Regions from separate parts of the Homo sapiens genome. Here region 2 is linked to region 1. A link is a contact called in ENCODE Hi-C or POLR2A ChIA-PET data. All regions are on one chromosome and are shown on one strand. Each heading gives the region's core, a stretch centred on a gene start or an enhancer-like site at or near the end of the contact. The rest is flanking DNA. Distances are from core to core; before and after follow the strand shown. Region 1 overlaps HEATR5A (HEAT repeat containing 5A). Region 2 overlaps STRN3 (striatin 3).

Region 1 (3,889 bases), core at 32-2,531:
TTGACTAGATCATAGCTTTTATTATATCTTCTTATCCAGTTATATCTTCCAGAGGATACCAGTTAGACAATTTACCTTTATCTCTTTGGTGAAGACTTAGAAAAATATTTTAATTTCATCACCAACACCTCTCTGAAACAGGTCTTGGGATGATGTGCTTTCATTGCATAGAAAAGTGAATGAAATTTATATTGATTTTTACTAGCTTCAGTTTCAAAAGATAGTGTTTTTTCCAAATGTATTTGTAGCATTTCCTGTAATACTGTAACTATAAGGTTATGGTGATAAGAGAATATATGACTGAATTGTTAATGAATGAAGAGGAAAATTACAGTGGTTTGGAATATTCAAAGAAAGATTCATGGAGAGGATGAAATTTGAACTAGTCTGTAACTGCCTTTTTATAGAGCATATAATTACTTTAGAATAATTAATTTGGATTAATATACCAATAACTACTGTGGATGAAACAGGGCTGGCCTTTTAAGCAAAGGATTTAAATTAAGCCTGTTCTTAAATGGTTCCACTATCTTTGATGGGTCTAAGGTGGAAAAGCAAAAAAGAAAATATACTTTTTACAGCCTTTCCTCTTAAAAAAGTGATTTTACTATTCTAGAGAAGTTTTCTTTTCGGATTTATTGCCCAATTGCAGTTTCAGGAAGATCCTTTCTTACTAAGTTTAATGAATTTTTTAATGTGCTCATAGTTTTTGTATCCCCACCTAAGTTATAATAATAATAATGAATATTCAAGGAAGGGGAGATTTTGTTTGTTTTGATAAAAACATTGAGAACAGATAAAAGCAAACCCTATCATTCTGTTTGGATTCTAACAAATTTGGAACAAACAGGATTCTAACTATTTTGGAAAAAAAATAGTAGGTGACCAGGCACAGTAGTTTACACCTGTAACCAAGCACTTTGGGAGGCCAAGGCAGGCAAATTGCTTGAGCCCAACAGTTCAAGAGCAGCCTAGGCAACATGCAAAACTCCTTCTCTACAAAAATAAAAAAATTAGCTGTGCATGGTGGTGTGCAACTGTAGTCCCAGCTACTGAGGAGGCTGAGGTGGGAGGTTCGCTTGATACTGGGAGTTAGAGGTTGCAGTGAGCCAAGATCTCGCCACTGCACTCCAGCCTTAGCAACAGAGCAAGACACTGTCTCAAAAATATATTTATAAAGAAGTGGCCTGGCAAGATCCCAGATACAGAAAGTGGGTTATAAGCAGTTATCCACAGTCTCCAGTAGGTGTCGTTACAGAACCAGAAGATAGAAACTACATGAATAGGGAAGTTAAGTTTCTAATTTCCTGTTATGCCAGATATGATATTTATGTAAAATATCAGGCTGTTTGCTTTTTGGCCTTACATTTGAGTTCTAGAGAAGAAAGGTCTTAATTAAAGTATCTAAATTTAAACAGCAACCGAATATTTCAAGCCATTTTGTTGTTATTGTGGTTAGCCTTATGTTTAAACAGTTGTGTAACATGTGGTTGTCCTAAGGTTGGAAATAATACTTACGTAATATAAATTAATGCACAATTTATTAATGCATATGTAATTGTCTTTTAAATTAGTTGATTCTCTCTATTCTGACTGTAGGGTTCTAACGTAAAAATGTTTACCGGTTGGAAAGTCAAGATATTTTATACAGAAAAGAAATAATATTGATCTCAATCATGTATTGTTTGTGGTTACTTTTTTTTTCTTTGAGACAGCCCAGGCTGGAGTGCGGTGGCTCACTGCAACATCCGCCTCCTGGGTTTCAAGTGATTCTCCTGCCTCAGCCTCCCAAGTAGCTGGGATTACAGGCATGCACCCCCATGCCTGGCTAATTTTTGCATCTTTTAGTGGAGATGGGGTTTCATAATGTTGGCCAAGCTGGTCTCAATCTCCTGACCTCAGGTGATCCGCCCTCCTCGGCCTCCCAAAGTGCTGAGATTATAGGCATGAGCCACTATGCCCAGCCTGTGTGTGGTTACTTTATTTTTTGTTTTGTTTTGTTTTGAGACAGAGTTTTGCTCTGTCAACCAGGCTGGAGTGCAGTGGCACCATCTCGGCTCACTGCAACCTCCGCCTCCCAGGTTCAAGTGATTCTCCTGCCTCGGCCTCCCGAGTAGCTGGGACTACAGCACACGCCACCATGCCTGGCTAATTTTTATATTTTTAGTAGAGATGGGCTTTCGCCATGTTGGCCAGGCTGTTCTTGAACTCCTGACCTCAGGTGATCTGCCCCCGTCAGCCTCCCAAAGTCCTGGGATTACAGGTGTAAGCTACTGCTCCTGGCCTGCGTTTGTGGTTGCTTTTAAATAGATTTTCATCTAATTGCAAAGAATGAGTTGATTAATTCACCTGAGGATTGTTCCACCCCTGACTTGCACATTGGAATTATCCAGGCAAATTTTTAAGATACTGAAGATCCTGATTAGTATGGTATGCATACTATGGTGGTGGGCACTGAAAGTTTTTAAACTCCTTAGGTGATTGTGATAAATGGACTGCTTCAACAAATGATGTCACTTGGGAATGGATGGACAGAGAGGAAAAGCTTAAACAGTTATAATTCTCAGTAGTAAAAAATTTTGCCATTATATACCCTCTAAAAAGTATTATTTTGTTTTTGTTTGTGGTTACTGTTTTGTGTATACTGTGTGTACCCCCTGTCTAAAGGGTTTATAATGTAAAATGTATAATGTAAAATAAATCAACATTTTCAAATGTTACATCTTCACCCTTTATTCAGTTAACTGCACTTTTATTCCATCTAGACTCAAAACTTTTAGTACCTATCATTTCATTCCAAACTGATAATTATATGTTATAATTGATACTACTTATGAGTACTAATTCAGTATTACTAAAAATAACTCATCTCCATCTTCCTGAAGATCAGAATCTTTTGTTGAGATCTCTATAGGAATTGGTGTCATATATCTTGAATCCTTGATTAGTTAATAGTGTATTCAATCTCTTTCAGGATTGGGGGGCAGAAGATGAAGAAAAAGATTTTGAGCTCTGACAATCCTGTTTTGTAGTCTTTGGTCCATGAATGTGGTCAAGAAATAATTGTATAGGTCAACTTATAGTACAGTGCAACAAATTCTTAATCTCTAACCTTACGTATTTTTATAACTTCCAGTGCGATACAATTTCATGATAACAGATGTAGGATATGATCTAATAATGACGTTATAGGTTTTTAAACTTGGGAGCTTGATCATACAGTTATTCTTAATTCCCCATTGTTGTCACATTTACCCTCCGTAATCTTCCTGTAGGTTGCTTTGGACATAAATATGTTCTTAAAAAAAAAAAAATGCCGGCCAGGCGCAGTGGCTCACTCCTGTAATCCCAGCACTTTGGGAAGCCGAGGCGGGCGGATCACGAGGCCAAGAGATCAAGACCATCCTGGTTAACACGGTGAAACCCCGTCTCTACTAAAAATAAAAAAAAATTAGCCAGGTGTAGTGTGGGCGCCTGTAGTCCCAGCTACTCAGGAGGCTGAGACACAAGAATGGCATGAACCTGGGAGGCAGAGCTTGCAGTGAGTTGAGATCACGCCACTGCACTCCAGCCTGGGCGACAGAGCGAGACTCCATCTCAAAAAAAAACAAAAAATGCCTTAAATATGGACTTAAACAATGGGCAGAAAACTTTTCTTGTTTGTTTTTGTGATTTTTTTTTGAGGCAGCGTCTCATTCTGTCATCCAGGCTGGAATGCAGTGGTGCTATTTTGCCTCACTGCAGCTTCAGTCTCCCAAGCTCAAGCAATCGTCCTGCCTCAGCTTCCTAAGTAGCTGGGTCTACAGTCAGGCACCAATACACTGGCTAATTTTTTTTCTTTTTAGTGGAGATAAGGTCTCACTATGTTGCCTAGGCTGGTCTCGAACTC
Region 2 (3,770 bases), core at 695-3,194, 390 kb after region 1:
CTATCAATTACTGAATACCTGTTGTTCCCCCACCACCCCAGTCACCCGGGAGGAAGTCGTGTCCTGAAGGGGCTTCCTCCTAGGTCTGGTCGGATCTTTGTATGGTAATTAAGATTTCAATCTCCTGTTAGGAAACCTTCTGGGTTAAGGGAATTTTCAGTGGTTAATGATAAATCATCTTTTTCTAACAGAATAGCCTTATAATTTTAAGATTTTTGAGTTAGTAAGCTACCTTTTTGCTTTTTGACTTAGGATAGTTCTGAACTGGTGAGGTGTGCTCACAATGGGGTTTCCTCTAAAAGTTATTTTTCTACTTTCTTCTGTTAGCAAAGCAGTTGCCGCTACAGATAGAATGCATTTGGGCCATCCGCGGGTTACTGGGTTAAGGATTTTTGATAGGAAGGCTACGGGTTGTCAGTGTCCTCAGTGCTTTTGGGCTACGCCCTTGTTTACATTGACAGCGAGATGGTATTGGAGTGTTATAGGGTCACGGAGAAGACCTTCAATTATTAACTATAGGTTTTAAATTTACCCTGGCTCTTAAAGGAATAGGGTACACTGTTTTTCTCTTTACTACTACTATTTTTCTCTTTCTCTGTTTGACTTTGTCTCTTTCTCTCTCTCTGACTCTCTGTCTCTCTGCCTCTTTCCCCACCACCGCCTCTCTTTCCCCCCTCTCTGCCTCTCTTCCCCCCTCTCTCTGCCTCTCTTCCCCCCCACCCTGCCCCACCCTCTCTTTCCCCTCTGTGTCTCTCTGCCTCTAGGGTAGGGACCTGTGGGAGTGGAGCTACTCTAATACCCAAGAAGAAAGGAAAAGGTGGGGTGGGGGGTTGTGTCAGGTTCAACCCTTGAAATTAGCGGAAGGCTCAACCCCTTAACACCAGGGATGTCTCACCTTGTGTGTCCCGGAAGCCTCAACCCCTCAAACCAGGGGTGTCTCACCTTGCCTGTCCCGGAAGGCTCAATCCCTCAAACCAGGGGGTGTCTTGTCCTGCTTGTCCTGGGAGGTTGACCTGCTTCCCCCCTTTCCCCTTCTGAAGGTCCTTTGCACACTTCCCACTTGTGCTGTCATCTCTGGCTGCTCCCCTAAGGGAGAATTAGGCCCCTCTTAGTGTTGGCGTGCTGGTATAAATCCCATGGCAGGATTTGCTCTAAGCCATATGAGGTAGCTATGGAACCTTGGAGAGGACCCACTCACTCCGTCCAGCAGTAGGACTTGTCACCATCCACACAACACCGCAAGCAGGGTTGTTGATGATCATTCACGCACGCACACATTTAGCCCTCCAGAATTTGACCACAAAGGAAGTACTTTACCAGCTCCTGCGGCTTCTCCTTCCTTGGCCTGTGCACAGTCATCGCAGCAGTATGTGAGGATCCTTTAAGCTAGGTTGCTGGCCAGTCCCCCACTCTGCGTTGCTGAGAGCTCGGGTTATTCCTCGCACTGGGTAGGTCTTGATTTCTCATCCCTGAGGCTGCCACAATAGGGCAGGGTGCACCTCCTCACGAGAGAGAAACAGAGACTGTCCCTGGTGGGGAATGTAATCCTGGATGAGCCCCCACATTGTTATATGTAAAGTTTCGGTGCCACAAAAGAAATAGCACTCAGATATAAAATTTTCTTTTTAATTCTCAGCAAGGCAAGTTACTTCTGTATAGAAGGGTGCACCCTTACAGATGGAACAATGGTGAGCGCACACTTGGACAAGGGAGGGGAAGGGGTTCTTATCCCTGATGCACGTGACCCTTTGCTGCCGTGTTGTTCCCCTGTCGGCTAGGGTTAGACGCACAGGCTAAACTAATTCCGATTGGATGCACAGGCTAAACTAATTCCGATTGGCTAATTAAAAGAGAATGACAGGGTGAGTGCTTTGGCGGGGGTCAGGGCAGAGCAGGTAGCAGGTAATTGGAATGAGTTAGGGTGGAGCAGGTGATTGGAATGTAGAGTGGAGCAGGTGAGTCAGGGTGGAGTAGGTAATTGGAATGAGTCAGGGTGGAGTGGGTAATCGAAAAAGATTGCTTTATGAGGAAGTTAAGTTTAAAAGTAGAAGGCAAAGAGTGGAACATACTGACATATTATTTGAAAAGAAATTTAGAACTCATATCTAACATTCAGCATCCCAAAGCACTGGGATTACAGATGTCTGGCCCCATGCACTTTTGTTTGTTGTTTTTTTTTTTTTTTTTTTTTGAGATGGAGTTTCACTTTTGTCACCCAGGCTGGTACAAGCGATTCTCGTTCCTCAGATTCCTGAGTAGTTGAGATTACAGGCACCTGCCACTATGCCTGGCTAATTTTTTTAGTAGAGATGGGGTTTCATGATGTTGGCCAGGCTGGTCTTGAACTCCTGACCTCAGGTGATCCATCTGCCTCAGCCTCCCAAAGTGCTGGGATTACAGGCGTGAGCCATCGCTCCTGGCCTCTTTTTGTTTTTTTTTAGAGATGGGTCTTGCTGTGTTGCCCAGGCTGGTATTGAACTCCTGGCCTCAAGTGACGTTTCTGCCTTAGTCTCCTAAAGTGCTGGGATTACAGACATAAACCACTGCACCCCCATGCACTTAAGGAGCCAACCAGTCTACTAGGCAGGCAGAAGAAAGTAAATTAACTGGGGTAAATAGGACTCCTATATAACATCCAAAGCATGTGGGATTCTGCAGCAAACTGGGAGTACTTCTGGATTGGCCTGCTGTCTTCTTTAGAACTAATTTCATTATAACAGTTTAAGAAGGTGGATATTTTTACATAGTCAATTGTATTAGGTGACATATTTCTTTTCTGTTAATGTGACTCCTCTGAATGACCTAGTTCACTAGTGAACTAGTGACTAGTAATTTGGTCACCAAGCAAATCAAGCCTGCAAGAAAGGAAGTCAATACTCAAAATAGTGTGTTATCGTCTGAATTCCATCAAATAACATGTTTTCTGTGTGAACACTTAACCTCAATAATGACATGTCTAACTAGAGCAAGCTCCTGCAACAAGACAAAGACCAAGACAGCACCAAGACCAAGACTCTCTTTTTTTTTCTTTTTTTTTTTGAGAAGGGGCCTTGCCCTGTTGTGCACTGGCTGGAGTGCAGTGGTGCTATCTCGGCTCACTGCAACCTTCACCTCCGAGTTCAAGTGATTCTCCTGCCTCAGTCTCTGGAGTACTTGGGATTACAGGTGCGCGCCACCACAGCTGGCTAATTTTTGTATTTTTAGTAGAGATGGGGTTTCACCCTATTAGCCAAGCTGATCTCAAACTGCTGACCTCAGGTGATCCGCCCACCTCAGCCTCCCAAAGTGCTGGGATTACAGGTGTGAGCCACTGTGCCAAGCCTGCATCTCTTCTTCTAAGGCTTAGGTTTTGCCCATAATTCTCAGTGCATGGAATAGTTGACATCAACAGTCATTGTTCCCATCACAAAGCCTTGGGCTGCCACATGCATGTGGATCAGGTGAAGGGACATTTTAATATTTCTCCTGTTCTTCAATTTGTATATCCACTGCAACAATTGCTGCAAAACCTGCTATTCCAATGGGGGACAAATGGTGCCTCTTTAGCTTTTTGGATATGTTTGGATCCCTGATCATCATATGAAGAAAGAGAAACATCTGTGTTGGTTGGTATGGAAATTGCTAGAAGAATCTCTCAAGAGCAACAAAACCCTCATGATCCAACTGGCTTCAAATCCCAGCTCCCATGCCCTATCTTCTCTTGTGTGTAGTTTTTTGTTTTTTGTTTTTCTTTTTTAGACGGAGACTCACTCTATTGCCAGCTTACTGCA

What was found. Hi-C counts contacts between places; a loop is a spot of excess contacts on that map. ChIA-PET counts read pairs that join two places held with the same protein, here RNA polymerase II (POLR2A). Pooled maps may share reads with other maps.
Region 2: a loop to region 1 is called in a map with no recorded cell type, with 4 times the contacts of the local background. The contact joins two enhancer-like sites. A Hi-C loop is called at or near these places in 2 of 168 maps with a recorded cell type or tissue (GM12878 and prostate gland), 1 of 37 single-sample maps with no recorded cell type and 7 of 50 pooled maps. POLR2A ChIA-PET finds 5 or more read pairs at or near these places in 1 of 52 experiments (BJ).

What each region holds. Positions count from the first base shown.
Region 1 is chr14:31,353,528-31,357,416 of GRCh38, reverse strand. The region is part of intron 16 of HEATR5A (HEAT repeat containing 5A); the gene reads left to right. Among named protein-coding and RNA genes, the nearest start is that of HEATR5A, 65 kb to the left of the region's middle. Within about 2 kb of position 1,281, at least 2 of the 41 ENCODE cell types and tissues checked have a DNase peak (open chromatin) inside an H3K27ac peak, as active enhancers do.
Region 2 is chr14:30,964,190-30,967,959 of GRCh38, reverse strand. All of the region lies in intron 1 of STRN3 (striatin 3), which reads left to right. It also overlaps the pseudogene HIGD1AP17. Among named protein-coding and RNA genes, the nearest start is that of MIR624, 49 kb to the left of the region's middle. Within about 2 kb of position 1,944, at least 2 of the 41 ENCODE cell types and tissues checked have a DNase peak (open chromatin) inside an H3K27ac peak, as active enhancers do.